2 separate regions of the Homo sapiens genome follow, and region 2 is linked to region 1. A link is an interaction called in ENCODE POLR2A ChIA-PET data of the cell type or tissue named here. Cell type or tissue: K562. All regions are shown on one strand. Each heading gives the region's core, and the rest is flanking DNA. Links, peaks and the distances in the headings are about the cores only. Region 1 has its middle 40 kb from the start of CCL28. Region 2 overlaps NIM1K (NIM1 serine/threonine protein kinase).

The links. ChIA-PET counts read pairs that join two places held together with the same protein. Peaks named below come from ENCODE experiments on the same cell type or tissue, not always from the same donor. Only the 100,000 strongest peaks of a DNase experiment are listed, where the experiment ranks them.
Region 2: POLR2A ChIA-PET joins it to region 1 with 5 read pairs; 2 of 35 experiments call an interaction of 5 or more read pairs at or near these places.

What each region holds. Positions count from the first base shown.
Region 1 is chr5:43,368,377-43,376,851 of GRCh38, reverse strand. It overlaps a transcript of CCL28 not described here. Among named protein-coding and RNA genes, the nearest start is that of CCL28, 40 kb to the left of the region's middle. In K562, for the core only: no CTCF peak of the experiment used is centred there; a DNase peak (open chromatin) is centred at 8,401.
Region 2 is chr5:43,279,732-43,286,949 of GRCh38, reverse strand. It overlaps NIM1K (NIM1 serine/threonine protein kinase), which reads right to left. Exons shown (of 4, transcript NM_153361.4): 4 at 6,100-6,970. The coding sequence ends at 6,221. Among named protein-coding and RNA genes, the nearest start is that of HMGCS1, 30 kb to the left of the region's middle. In K562, for the core only: no CTCF peak of the experiment used is centred there; DNase peaks (open chromatin) are centred at 4,499 and 4,932.

The DNA of each region.
Region 1 (8,475 bases), core at 3,476-8,475:
CTGAAGGACCCTACCAGAAGCTAAATCATCAAAGAATGCAATTTCCATATCCTAATGATTCAATCTCCCTTACCCTGACCAATCAGTGGCCCAAATTTTCCAGCCCCTTGCCTCCCAGAACCCCAGCCCAGAACTCTTCAGAGATTTAAGAATCTCCTCCTACCTCCTGACTCAGCACCATGTAATCATTAAACTCTCTGCTGCAAACTCTGCTGTCTCAATGTATCAGTCTGTTACTGCACAGTGGGTGTATGAACCTGTTGGTCTTATGACACTATCCTCCTATGTTATGTCACATCAGCTATACTTTTACATTTACATATCTGATGTTGATAATTCTAACTCTGCACTATAGTAATAATTGTCTTTCCTGTTTTGCTTAGGGCAGGGTTTCACAATCCTGGCACTACTGACATCTTGGGCTGATAATTCTTTGTTGTGGGGGGCTCTCCCATGTACTCTAGGTGGGTTAGTAGTATCTCTGGCCTCTACCCACCAGATGACATCCAAAAATGTCTGAAGATATTGCCAAATGTCCCCTGGGGAGGGGTATAAAAATCTCCTCTAACCCCAGTTGAAAACAACTGGTCTAGAATCTAAGGTAGATTTCAAAATTGAAAACCAATGTAGTCGGAAAAATTCTGAGATGACCCCTAAATTTTCTGCCCTGGTATAGACATACCTCCCAAGCACCAATCTAGGTGCTGCAGTGAAGTTATTTTGCAAATGTAATTAAGGTCACAAATCAGTTGACCTTAAGATAGGGAAATTATCCATGTGATAGTGACTTAATCATAGGAGCCCTTTCAATTTTTTGAGACAGAGTTTCGCTCTTGTTGCCCAGGCTGGAGTGCAATGGCACAATCTCAGCTCACCACAACCTCTGCTTCCCAGGCTCAAGCGATTCTCCTGCCTCAGCCTCCCGAGTAGTTGGCATTACAGGCACACACCACCACACCCGGCTAATTTTTTATATTTTTGGTAGAGACGGGGTCCGCCCGCCTCAGCCTCCCGAGTAGTTGGCATTACAGGCACACACCACCACACCCGGCTAATTTTTTATATTTTTGATAGAGACGGGGTCCGCCCGCCTCAGCCTCCCAAAGTGCTGGGATTACAGGCATGAGCCACCATCCCCGGCCCCAAGTTCTTTATATAGCCTACTATTCTTGCCTTTATCAGTCACTTGAAATCTTGAGATGACCACTTGTGCATATGAAGCTCTTTATAGTTCTAAGATTTTTAAGTAACAGCATTCACGTCAACTGCATTGCTGGGGAGGGCTGTGCCCTTCAAAATGAGTTCAAAATGTCTGCCTCCAGATCCCTAAAAGTGGGCAATGACTTTTCTATCAGTTGGCAATGGCTTTTTTTTTTTTTTTTTTTTTTTTTTTAGCTTTCTGTCTGTTTCTGATGGGTGCTTCTGTTTCTGGCTACCCTGGATTGGTAGATGAGTTTTTACTCCTTTTTTTTTTTTTTTTTTTTTTTTTTGAGACAGAGTCTCGCTCTGTCCCCCAGGCTGGAGTGCAGTGGCATTTTTACTCCTTTTAATAGGAAGACTATTGGTTGGGCGCAGTGGCTCACGCCTGTAATCCCAGCACTTTGGGAGACCGTGGTGGGTGGATCACGAGGTCAGGAGTTTGAGACCAGCCTGGACAACATGGTGAAACACCTTCTGTACTAAAAATACAAAAAATTAGCTGAGCATGGTGGCAGGCACCTGTAATCCCAGCTACTCGGGAGGCTGAGGCAGGAGAATTGCTTGAACCTGGGAGGTGGAGGTTGCAGTGAGCTGAGACCGCAGTATTGCACTCCAGCCTGGGCAATAGAGTGAAAGTCCATCTCAAAAAAAAGAAAAGAAAAAGATCTTTCATTTTGTAGAAAATGGATTTTCTGGGTAATGCCATTAAACTTCACTATTTCAATCTAAATTGGGATGGCTAGCAGACAATCTAAAATGCTTCACTCATTCTTTGAAGCTTAACTAGAGAATGAGAGGAGGACAAAGATGACCTAAATGTAGTATTAGTACGCATCCCTGTGAGATCTGAATTTTTTTTTTTTTTTTTTTTGAGACAGAGTCTCACTCTGTCGCCCAAGCTGGATTGCAGTGGCTCGATCTCGGCTCACTGCAACCTTCACCTCCTAGGTTCAAGCGATTCTCCTGCCTCAGCTTCCTGAGTAGCTGGGATTACAGGCGTGCACCATCACACTCAGCTAATTTTTGTATTTTTAGTAGAGATGGGGTTTCACCATGTTGGTCAGGCTGGTCTTGAACTTCTGACCTCGTGATCCGCCCGCCTTGGCCTCCCAAAGTGCTGGGATTACAGGCGTGAGCCACTGCACCCAGCCTTGAATTTTTATACTATCACAGAATAAATAGAACTATGGTATATGTTTCACAATTACATAGCTAATTCGATGTTCTTTTGACAATTCTAGCACACTGTTTTTACAATGATAAAATCATTGTTTCCCTCTGGTAAATGTGGGTGACTCCAAGCTCATTCCATCCTAATGCCATGCTTATGCTCTTCCTCACTATTCCTGACAGATAACTGATTAACTGGCATATTGCAGCCTCTATACTTGCCATTCTACCTCCATATAAACTTATCAAAACAGTACAGCATCTCCTTTCTTCATCCAGTGTTTAGCACATGGTAGGCACTCAGTAAATATTTATTGATAAATATATGTAGGCAAGTGACATCTTATTTGCTCAATTACAATGAAAACAAAACACCACAGAGCAGTCATGCACTCTTGAGATGACCAACTTCTACTGAAAAATGAGAAGGCTACTGAGGGTTAAATTCTGCCAAGACCTGGCCTAGGAAACTATGTTAAATTAAGCCAGTGTGACTGGGCTCCAGTGTTTCCAAGCTTTTCCTAATATCAGACTTTTCATGCCCTCAGCCTGTCTATAAGATAGACATATCTCTATTTCTGCTCATTTTTCTTCCAGGCCATAATTATATGCATCAGTGTGTTAAAAAACCTTCTTTGCACAGTAGGTAGGACAGGAGAAACGGCTTCTGGAAGACCAACTTTGCTAAACGCAGGCCACAGTGAAGACAAATGGCACAATCTGTGAGAAAAGTCAGTTTTGGAAAGAATGTGGGAACATAGTGGCCTTGGAGATTATAAAAGATGAAGAAAGGAGATGATGCCCTGTTGATTCTTTACTTGGAGAGTTACCCTGGACCAATCAGAAGGGCTAAAATTTAAAAGATAAAAATATCAAGTGTTAGTCCGGGTGTGGTGGCTCACACCTGTTATCTCAGCACTCTGGGAGGCCGAGGCAGGTGGATCATCTGAGGTTGGGAGTTCAAGACCAGCCTGACTAACATGGAGAAACCCCGTCTCTACTAAAAATACAAAATTAGCCGGGCGTGGTGGCACATGCCTGTAATCCCAGCTACTCGGGAGGCTGAGGCAGGAGAATCACTTGAACCAGGGAGGCGGAGGTTGCAGTGAGCCGAGATCACGCCACTGCACTCCAGCCTGGGCAAAAGAGTGAGACGTCATCTCACACACACACACACAAAAATCAAGCGTTAGTAAGGATGTGGAGCAACTGGAACTTTTATGTGTGTGAGAGGAGGTGCAAATTAATAAAATCATTTTGGAGAACTGTCTTCACTATCTAGTCATATACCTATGCTATGACCCAGAAATTCCACATGTGGGTATTAATAATATCTAGTTAAGTGAATATGTTCGCCAAAACACACGTATAAGAATGTTCAGGCTGGGCATGGTAGCTCACGCCTGTAATCTCAGCACTTTGGGAGGCCGAGGTGGGTGGATCACCTGAGGTCAGGAGTTTAAGACCAGCCTAGCCAACATGGCGAAACCCCATCTTTGCTAAAAATACAAAAATTAGCCGGGCGTGGTGGTGAGTGCAACTGTAATCCCAGGTTCTCGGGAGGCTGAGGCAGGAGAATCACTTGTACCTGGGAGGCAGAGTTTGCAGTGAGGAAAGATCATACCACTGCACTCCAGCCTGGGCAACAAAGCAAGACTCTGTCTCAAAAAATAAAATAAAGTCAGATAACAGCTCTAAAAAAAAAAAAAAAGAATGTTCATAGCAGCCCCCAAACTGGAAACTACCTAAGTGTCCATCAACAGTAGAATGGATAAATTCAAAATATTATATGCATATAGTGAATATAACATTTGGCTGGGCATGGTGGCTCGCCCTTGTAATCCTAGCATTTTGGGAGCCCAAGGTGGGTGAATCAGTTGAGGTCAGGAGTTTGAGACCAGCCTGACCAACATGGAGAAACCCCATCTCTACTAAAAATACAAAAATTAGCTGGGCATGGTGGCACACACCTGTAATCCCAACTAATCAGGAGGCTGAAGCAGAAGAATCCCTTGAACCTGGGAGGCGGAGGTTGCAGTGAGCTGAGATTGCCCCACTGCACTCCAGCCTGGGTGTCAAAGCAAGATTCTGTCTCAAGCAAACAAACAAACAAAACAAAAAGAATATAATTGTGTTAATGAGAAAGGATGTCTAAAGGACACGAGTCCTCTTCAACGACTCATGAAATAATACAGATGTATCTCACAAGCATAATGCTGATAGAACAAGACCAGATACAAATGAGCCAGTATTAGTTATTGCTACAGTTAGCTATGTTTGCCCCCCAAAACTCATATTGAAATTAGATCCCCAATATTGGAGGAGGAGCCCAATGGGAGGTGTTTGGGTCATTAGGGCAGATCCTTCATGAATGGCTTGGTGCCATCCTTGTGGTACTGAATAAGTTCCCATGCTGTTACTAATCTGGAAAGCAGGTTGTTAAAAAAAGAGCCTGGCACCTCCCCCACTCTCTTGCTTCCTCTCTTACCATGTGATCCACACTGGCTCCCCTTTGCCCTCCACCATTAGTGGAAGCAGCCTGAAATCCTCAAAAGCAGCAGATGCTTGTGCTCTTGTACAGCCTGCAAAATGGTGAGCCAACTAAACCTCTTTTCTTTATAAATTACTCAGCCTCAGCTATTCCTTTATAACATAAACAGACTGAGATAGTTATCCATTAATGTATAATAAGTTACCCCAAAACTTAGCGACTTAAAACAACACATATTTATTATCTCATAGTGTCTGTGGATAAGGAATTTGGGAGTGGCTCAGCTGGATGGTTTTGGCTCAGGCTCTCTCATGAAGTTGCAGTTAGAATGTCTGCAGGGGCAGCAGGCATCTGAAGGCTTGACTGGGGCTGAAGGATTCCCCTCTCAGATGGCTCACTCACATGTTGTTAGAAGGAGGCCTCATGTGGGTCTCTCCATGAGCTGTCTGAGTATTCTCACAACATAGCATCTGAATCCCTCAGAGAAAGTGATCCAAGAGACAGCAAAAGGAGAAAGCCTCAGAATTTTTATGACCTAGCATTAGAAGTGACTTATCCTGTCTCTGTAGGTTATACAGACCAAATCTGATACCATGTGGGTGGGGACTACACAATGGCATGAACACCAGAAGTCGAGGATCACTGGGGACAATTTTGGAGGCTGGAATCATCCATTCCACACGTTTCTATAAATATAAAGTACAAAAACCGGTGAAACTAAGCTATGCTGTTGGTTAAGATAATGGTTACTCTGGGGAGAAGGTAGTGACTAGAAGGAGGGAAGAGATGGGCATTTGGGGATGCTAGTAATGTTCTGTTGCTTGATATAGGTGTAGTTATACAACTAAATTAATCAGGCTGTAACTTATATGTTCCTCCATATATATTAAACTTTGACAACTTAAGCAGATTAAGAAAAAAGAAGAAGGAGAAAAGAAAGAGAGAAAGAAGCCAGGCATGGCGGCTCACTCCTGTAATCCCAGCACTTTGGGAGGCCAAAGGGGGTGGATCACTTGAGGTCAGGAGTTTGAGACCAGCCTGGCCAATGTGGTGAAACCCCATCTCTACTAAAAATACAAAAATTAGCTGGTCATGGTGGTGGGTGCCTGTAATCCCAGCTACTCAGAAGGCTGAGGCAAGGGAATAGCTTGAACCCAGGAGTCAGAGGTTGCAGTGAGCCGAGGTCACGCCACTGCACTCCACCATGCACAACAAAGCAAGACTCTGTCTCAAAAAAAAAAAAAAAGAGAGAGAAAGAGAGATAAAGGAAGAAAAAGAACTCTGGAATACATCCAGAGGACATGGGATTCATATTCTGTGAATGGAAAATCAGACCTTCTCAAGAAGGTGCTTAGCCCAGTGGCCCAGTGACCCAGTGACCCAGTGCAACATAACTCAGAAGGAGAAGGGAGATCCTGATCCATTTGAGTGATCTAGGACACAATACATTGGCAGCTGTCTTATTATTAACCCAGGTGCCATAAATTCCTGAGTATGTAAACAGGTAAAGATATTAGAAGAAGCAGGAGTAATAAAATTTAGATGTCTGCAATATTGCTCCATTCCTGGGTGTATCATGCCAACCACCAAGAGACAACAGATTGTCTGTGCATTGATATGCGTAGTCATGACCTCATAAGACTGTTGAGAGATTAAGCGATATGATGTGTGAGAAAGTAGGAGCATAGCATGGAGGAGGCACTGAACACATGTTTATGTATTCGTTAACTGGTATTTGAATTATATATTGCCGTCTAACTCACCATCTTAAAATTTAGTGCTTTAAAACAACAGTAATTTATTATTTCTCAAAATTTTCTGGGTTAGCTGGGGCTCAGTTGGACAGTTCTTATACTGGTCTCACTTGAAGTCTTTTATGTGGGTACAGTCAGATGGTTGGGACTGGAAAGTCCAAGATGGCTGCACTCCCATATCTAGCACTTTGTGGGGATGACAGGAAAGTTGAGCCCCACAGGGTGCTGGGATCACAGGATCTAGTCTTTCTCCATATCTCAGAGTCTTTTCCTCTCCATGTGGTCTCTTCCCATACTATCTCTAGTAGAGTAGCCAAACTTTTTTCATGGTGACTCAGGGTTCCCAAAAGTACAAACATGGAAGCTGCCAGGTCTTGTGCCACATTCAGTTAATTAAAACAAGTTGGCAGATTCCATTTGGGAAGGGACTGTATACCAGGAGGTAAGATTCATTGGAGGTCATCTTTGGAGTCTAGCTGCCACATGTGGACACTTAAAATATATATCAAGGCCAGGCACAGTGGTGGGCCTGTAATCCCAGCAGGAGGATGTTGGGAAGCCAAGGTGGGTGGATCACTTGAGGTCAGGAGTTCGAGACCAGCCTGGCCAACATGGTGAAACCCCGTCTACTGAAAATACAAAAATTAGCCAGGGTGTGGTGGCACACACCTGTAATCCCAGCTACTTGGGAGGCTGAGGTAGGAGAATCGCTTTAACCTGGGAGGCGGAGGTTGCAGTGAGCCAAGATCCCACCACTGCACTCCCACCTGGGCAGCAGAGAGAGAATCCATCTCAAAAACAGAAAAGAAAAGAAATAAAATTTAAAAAATAAAATAACATACATATCAGGAAACATCAATTTTGTTTATTTCAAGAATGTACTTTCTCAATTTGTTTCTACTTTTTGTCTCAATTTTTTAAGATCAGCTTTAGGTATACTAGAAATTAACCAACTAATGAGCCTGGTGGGGAATCTTCTAAAATGGTTCCCAATCATCCCTGCCTTCTAGTGTTCAGGCCCTTAAGCAATCCCCTTCCCTTGAGTGTGGGCTGAACCTAGTGATTTGCTTCTAACAAATAAAATACAGCAAAAGTGAGAGGATGTCAGTTTTTTAATGAATTATAAAAGATTGTGACTTTGTCTTACTGGTTCTCTCTCTCTCTCTCTCTCTCTCTCTCTCTCTCTCTCTCTCTCTCTCTTTCTCTCTTTCTCTCTCCCCCTGCCCCCCACCCCACCTCTCAAAGACACTCTCCTGTCTTCTTGGCTTACTTGCTGTATGAGTTTGCTAGGGTTGCCATAACAAAGTACCACAAACTAGGTGGCTTAACAACAGAAATTTATTGTCTCACGGTTTCAGAGTCTAGAAGTCTGAAGGTATCAACCGGGTTGGTTCCTTCTAAGGGCTGTGAAGGAGGGTTCTGTCCCACACCTCTCTCCTTGGCTTGTGGATGGCTGATGGCCAGCTTCTCCCAGTGTCCCTTCACATCATCTTCTTTCAACATGTGTCCATTTCTGTGTCCAAAATTCCCCTTTATATGAAGACCTCAGTCATACTGGATTAGGGCCCACCCTAATGACCTTATTTTAGCATAGCTAATTAAATCTGTAACAACTCTATTTCCAAATAAAGTCATACCCTGAGGTAGTAGGGGTTAGGACTTTAACAATTCAACCCATAACAGGGAAGATGAGTGCTATGGGAATGGGAAAGGAAATGTTGTTTTCTTTAAAGTACATGACTCAGAGGTTGCATATAGCACCTCCCCTCATATTCCATTGGCCAGCAGTTAGCCGCATGGCCACATGACCATCCAACCTCAAGAGAAAAAGGAAATATAGTTCTTAGCTGGTGGCCACCT
Region 2 (7,218 bases), core at 2,219-7,218, 89 kb after region 1:
GACTTCTATCTCCCAGAGCTGTAAGATGATACATTTGTGTTGTTTTAAGCCACTAAGTTTGTGAATTTGTGATGACATCAGGAGAACACTGGTGCAGTGTTGGTAAGCAGAGTGGTGATAGCCTGTGGCATGCAGGAGCAGCACAGTCACCACTGACACTGTCATCTGTAGGTGTAGGTAGAAGATGAAGCATTGGATCCTGTAGTACCTATGGCACTTGAACAGTAGAGGGGCAGTGATAAAGTCTGTGGACTTGGCCAGCTTTTATTAACTGCTTTGGAAGCCTGGAAAACAAAATAACAGGCTCAAGTCAGCCAACTGTCAGTTTAAGGCAAGGTTGAAGGAGAGCCTTATCTCCTGCAGTGGAGAGAAAACTACCTGAAATAGGCCCAGTATCTAGTTGTAAGGTTGGAAAATACTAAGTCTTGACAATTTTCCTTTATGAAAGTTTAGGTTTGACAAAAAGAGAATAGGACACTGAGACCTAAGTTAGTAATACAGTGGATGACCCTGAAAATATTGCAAACCTGGATTTTCCTAGTGTGGGGCTGGCAGAAGCAGCTCATGCTCCCTTGCCTGAAGACCCTGCCAAGGCTTCCAGTGAGGCAGCTCTTGACCTCCACATTCTCTTCCAGAACCCTTATTATTCTCCAAACCAAGAACCAGGGTGACTTCTCAGTAGAGCCTGAGTGGAGAAATACAACCTCCGTCTCGGGGAAAATAGTGTAGATACTGAAGGAACTGCAGAACCTGATACATACTGTCAGGAACCAGGGGGAAATGTGTGTGAATGATTTTGAGGGTGTTAAGCCAAAGGTGGAAGTTGAGGGAAGACTATAAGGCGGGATAAGAAAGATTACTATAGGAGCCGGGCACAGGGGCTCATGCCTGTAATTCCAGCACTTTGGGAGGCTGAGGCAGGCAGATCACCTAAGGTCGGGAGTTTGAGACCAGCCTGACCAACATGGAGAAACCCCGTTTCAACTGAAAATACAAAATTAGCCGGGCGTGTGGCACATGCCTGTAATCCCAGCTACTCAGGAGGCTGAGGCAGGAGAATTGCTTGAACCCGGGAGGTTGCAATGGGCCAAGATCATGCCATTGCACTCCAGCCTGGGCAACAAGAGTGAAACTCCGTCTCAAAAAAAAAAAAAAAAAAAAAAGATTACTATAGGAATGTTTACCCATGACTTAGAAGTGAACAACACCTGAATTTGGTCATAATATTCTGTTGGGATGGCTGCTGAGGCTTGGCTATGATTGTGGCACACAGTAAATGAGGTGAAGATGGTGGAACTGCCTTGGTATGGTATTGAAGAAAGAGTTGGAAAGTTCCAGGAGGTGCGAATGTTAGAATGGATTCATTATGTGAGACTGAACAACCGTCTAACTATGTTCCTCAGGAAGACATTGCCTTCACTAAGGCAATGTAAAATGCACTGGTTTGCAAACTGTTCATCCAACAAGGGACTAATATCCAGAATATACAGGGAACTCAACAGCAAAAAATAATAATAATAATAATAATAATAATAATCTCATTAAAAAGTGGGAAAAGGATCTGAAAAGACATTTCTCAAAAGAAGACATACAGATGGCCAAGTAAGTGGAAAAATGTTCAACATCACTAATTATCAGGGAAAGGCAAATCAAAACCACAATGAGATAGCATCCCACCCCCAGTTAGAATGACTAATCAAAAGGACAATAATAAATGCTGGTGAGGATGCAGAGAAAAGGGAATTTTTTGTTTTCTTTTTGTATTTTTCTAGAGAAAAGGGAATTCTTATACACAGTTGGTGGCAATATAAATTAGTACAGCCATCATGGAAGACAGTATAGCAGTTTCTGAAAAAACTAAAAATACAACCACCGTGGGATTCAGCAGTCCACCTACTGGGTATTTATCCAAAGAAAAGGAAATGAGTATATCAAAGCAATACCTGTGCTCTCCCATGTGTGTTGCAGCACTATTCTCAATAGCAGAGATGGGACCAACATAAGTTTCCATCAACGGATGGATAAAGAAAATGTATATAAACACAATGGAATATTCAGCCATAAAAAAGAATAAAATCAGCCAGGCGTGATGGCTCATGCCTGTAATCACAGCACTTTGGGAGGCCAAGGTGGGCAGATCACATGAGGGTAGGAGTTCAAGACCAGCCTGGCCAACATGGTGAAACCCCATCGCTACTAGAAATACAAAAAATTAGCTGGGCGTGGTGGCAGGCGACTGTCATCCCAGCTACCGGGAGGCTGAGGCAGGAGAATCTCTTGAACCCGGGAGGTGGAGGTTGCAGTGAGCTGAGATGGCACCACTGTACTCCACCCTGGGCGACAGAGTGAGACTCTGTCTCAAAAAAAAAAAAAAAAAAAAAAAAAAATGAAATCATGTCATTTGCAGCATCATGGATGGAACTGGAGGTCATTAGGTTAAGTGAAATCAGCCAGGCACAGAAAGACAAATATCACATGTTCTTGTATATAAAGCTAAAAAGTTGATCTCATGGAGGTAGAAAGTAGAATGGTGCTTAATAAGCTGAGAAGGATGGTAGGGGTGGAGGATGAAGACAGGTTGGTTAATGGGTACAAACATACAGTTAGAAGGAATAAGTTATACTATTTGATAGCAGAGCAGGGTGACTACAGTTAATAATAATTTATCATATATTTCAAAATAGCTGGAAAAGTTGAAGTCTTCCTAACACCAAAAAATGATAAATGTTTGAGGTGATGGGGTATCCTAAATACCCTGATTTGATCATTACACCTTGTATACATGTATCAAAATATCACATGTACCCCATAAATATGTACAATTCTGTATGAATAGAAAATAATTTTTTTAAAAAAAGAATGCACTGGTGAGGGCTGCAGCAGCACGTAAGAAAAGCTCAGTGGTGGCTGCCCATTGCAGGCAGGGGTTGATGGTAGGAAATGCTGCCATGGAATTGAGCATGATATCATCAGTGGGGATGATGAGACTAGAATGGTAGAGGTCATGTATTATTACTTAAATGTCAGAGGCCAGGTGGACACAATATAATAAACAGTAAGGCTGGAGTGGAAATCAATCAGGCTGCCTTGATCTGCAGGGCTTTGTGACAATGGCTAATAAATCATGGAATTTTGGGAGACAGCTGACTACTATGTTACTTGACTTGTATGACCAAAATAAAGAAAAAACAAGGAAAACTGGTGAGCATAAAGCTAAGGTAGCCTGTCACAATGGGAAAATCACGGTCTCTTCATCAGCTTCCAGAGCTAAGTCAATTTACAGATCCAGTGCACAATGAAAAGGAGGACTGGTCTTGAGGAAAGGCCTTGCTTTCACAAGTATATATGATGTACATACCCAGAATTTTTCAGAACCGGATACCATTATGGCTTTGTACGTAGATGAGGGGTTATGGAAACCATATGATAAAGGGAGTCCTGGCCAAAGTCTATCACATAATGGTTCCCACCTTGGAATTATTCTCCCAACCTCTAAGTACATATTTGGGATCAATATACTTAGACCTCTGTGGAGGTCTTAGACCTGTGAAGTAACAACCATTATGGGAGAAAGAGGAAACCTCTTTCTGGCCATGTTAATAAATCATGAGCAATCCACATGAGGAATGGCAGACATCAGTGTCACCATCAAAAAATTTTGGGATGCAAGTGTAATGGGCTCCATCATAATCTCATTTAAGTTACCATTACACTTCTGAAAAAGAGCAGATGGATAATGGAGAATGATGGTGGACTACTGCTAGTCTCAGTTGTAGCTGCCATATTGGATGTGGTATCTTTACTGGCAGCCTCTGGCATTTGATATGCAGCTATTGATTTGGCAAATTCATTCTTCTAAATTTCCATCAGAAAGGAGGATCAAAAGCAGTTCACATTTCTCTGGGATGGAGAGCGATTCTCATTTACTCTATTGCCCCAAAACAATCTTAAATCTCCTTCTCTATATCACAATATAATCCAAAAGGACCTTGATCATCTTGACATTCTACAGGACATCATGCTGGCCCACTATATTGTGAGAGCATGCTAGGGGGATTGGCTATCAGGAAGTGGCAAGTATTACCAATGCCCTAGTAAGGCTTACATGTGCCAGGGTGTGGATTATAGACTCTATGAAGAATCTGGGGCATGCCACATTGATGAAGAGTTTAGAAGACCAATGAGTTGAGGCATGCCTAGATATTTCTTCTATAGTAAAGAACAATTTCTTGCACCTCCCACCTCTTAACACTAAGATAGAGGCATAGGATTTAGTAGGTCCCTCTGGACTTTGGAAGCACATATATTGTATCTGGTGTATTCCTCCCACCCATTTAACACGGCTGCCAGTTTCAAGTGGATCCCATAAAAGAAAGATTGCAGCAATTTTGGCTTCTGAGCAAACTGCTACTCAGGCTGTGTAGTGTGGGGCCTCTGGAAAGCCCCAATAAGAGATAACAGCACAGCTCTGTGGGATCCTGTAGTAACGCCATGCTTCCTGCGACAGAACTACTCAGACTCCCGATGTGCTACTGGGCCCCAGTGGAGGCTGAGAACCTGATTATGAGATACTGAGGACTAGGCAAACAGAGCTGTTAACGTATGAGCTGGGCATTATCAGATCCATGGAGTCATGAATTCAGATGGGCCCAGGAGTGATTCATCCTTATTGGAATTGATATCTCAGGGTATGGGTTTGCCTTTTCTGCCTGCAATGTGTCTTTCCATACAAGCACACTAAGACATAGAGAATAACTGACTCACTGTCATGATATCTCAAACATTGCCTCAAGGACCACTTTTTTGATAAAGGAGGTGGTGCAATGGGCACATGACAACGGGATCCCCTCATCTTACCATATACCTCAACATCAGAAGCAGCCAACATGAGTAGAACAATGGAATGACTCAGCTAAGACACCAGAGATGAGACAGCAGCCTGCAGGGTTGGGGTGCTGTCCTCCAGGATTCAGTAACATGCTTTAATAATGACTGATACATGTCCCTATCATTAAAACACAGGTCTGGAAACCACTAGGTGGAAGTAGATTGACTCCTGTCACCATCACGCAATTGGTGACTCACTTGATTAATTTCTATTCTTTTTTTTTCTACAATCTAGGCTAGATTAAAAGGTTTGGTTCCCAGGGGATCAGGGATGCTTTCATCAGGGGACTTGATAAGGGCTCCAGTGAATTGGAATCTACAAGTGTCACATGGTCACTTTGGGCTCCCCATGCCAGTGGACAAGCAGGCAAAGAAAGGAGGTATCGTACTGGTGGTGTACCTCTTCCCTCCTGCTCCAAGACTTCTCTGACATGAAGGCAAGGGAAGCTTAGGGAACCCACTTGGCATTCACACAGCCCAATCTGGGAGTGCAGGGCAGATGACACAAAGGGCCACCCTTGATCAGCGGTGAGCAAGAGCTTATGGTTAAATGCTTTCCCCTTTCATACCCAGGGCAGACACCTGAGATGTGTTTCATCAGGCTCCTCTGAGGATCCTGCAAAACCAAGCACCAGAAACTGTAGCACTAGCTAACTTGCTAATGTGTCTGTGTATTAGCTTTCCCTGTTTCCTCTGTCCTTCACTCCTGTGCTCTGGGATCAGTTCCCAAATAAACTACTTTATATGGAAGCCTTTGTCTTAGGCTCTGTTTTGGGGGGAACTGAGTCTGAAACCCCTAGCTGCCTGGAATGCTCTGGCATTTTGTAAAAGTCACTCCTGCTTCTCATTCAGATCTTAAACTTATATGTACTCAAAGTGGCCTTCCTTAATGACTAATCCAAAGTAGCAAGCCTCTGATATCAGATCACCCTTTTTGAATCCTCTGCATAGCATCTATCACTGATCTTTCTCTTTTTTAAAAAATGTAGTTGTTAGTACCTTTGTCCTGGGCTAGAACGTCCTGCACATGAGAGGAGGGACCTTGCCTATTTATTTCTTGCTGTTTCCCTAGCACCTTAAATAGTGCCTGACACACAGGAGGCACTGGATAAATATTTCTTGATTAAATGAATGAATGCTGAAATTTGATAATAAAACAAGATCCCAAATCAAGCCAGAATCTGAGCTAATAGACTTTTTGGAGAAAAAAAATGCATATCTCAAATTTAAGTTTATTTAAAAATTACAAAAATGTCTCCACTCAAGTTGTCCTTGAAAAAAATTTAGAAGCAGCAACAATCATCTTGGTTAGTTACAAGCAGTCTAGTGCAATTTATAAAATCGAGCAAAATTTGGATGTGTGTCTTATCCCTCTGTAGACACGGGACCCTTTTTTGAGGTCTCTTTCTTTAGGGTCTGGTAGCATCATGACTGGGACACTTTCCAAAGCCTTCTTCCTTTGGACTCTATGTAAAATAATTCTATAGACCCCTGTGATTGAGCTGCGAGCATCTCTCCCTTGGTTATTTCGAATATGCTCTTCTGTAATGCCCAAATGTTCTAAAGTGCTTTTGACCTCATTTTCTTCTTCCTTGAGAGTGCTGGTTTCCGACAAATGTTTGGGATCCAGTTGGAAAGGTTCCAAAGGTGTAGGGTATGGCACCCCTTGCATCCATTCATCATTCATGATGCAGTCGATTCCGTACCTCTCCGTGGGGATCTGCTGAAGGACTCCTCGGATGAGTCGGTGGCAGGGCTCTGACACGTGCGGCGGTACACTGTATGTGCCCTCGAGGATGCTCTTTTTTAGTTTGGCCACGGTTTCTGCCCGAAATGGCATGGTGCCAGTCACCATGAAGTACAAAAGCACCCCCAAGGCCCAGATATCCACGTAAATGCCGATGTAGTGCTCGTCCCGGAAGAGTTCAGGCGCAGCGTAGGGAGGAGACCCACAGAAAGTGTTCAGCATTTCACCTTTTTTGCTTACTGTGCTGAATCCAAAATCGCCCACCTTCACACAAGTATTACTGGTATAGAATACATTTTCTGCTTTCAGATCTCTATGAATAATTTGGTTTTCATGCTGTGGAAGAAGACATAGAGAAAAGTCATTTTTACAGTAAAATGTCAAAATAAAAAATGTATCAGTTGCTCTGAAACAGTGAGATAATGATGGTGGAATAACAAATTCAGTGAGGATCACCTTAAGTCATGATAGCAAACCCTGTCATAACCTTTAGCCCAATGTAATGCCTACACCTCCCCAAATAGACCAAAGTTCCTATTCTATGTGGTAAGGGTTGGAGTCTGTTCCACACATGTGGACTCAGA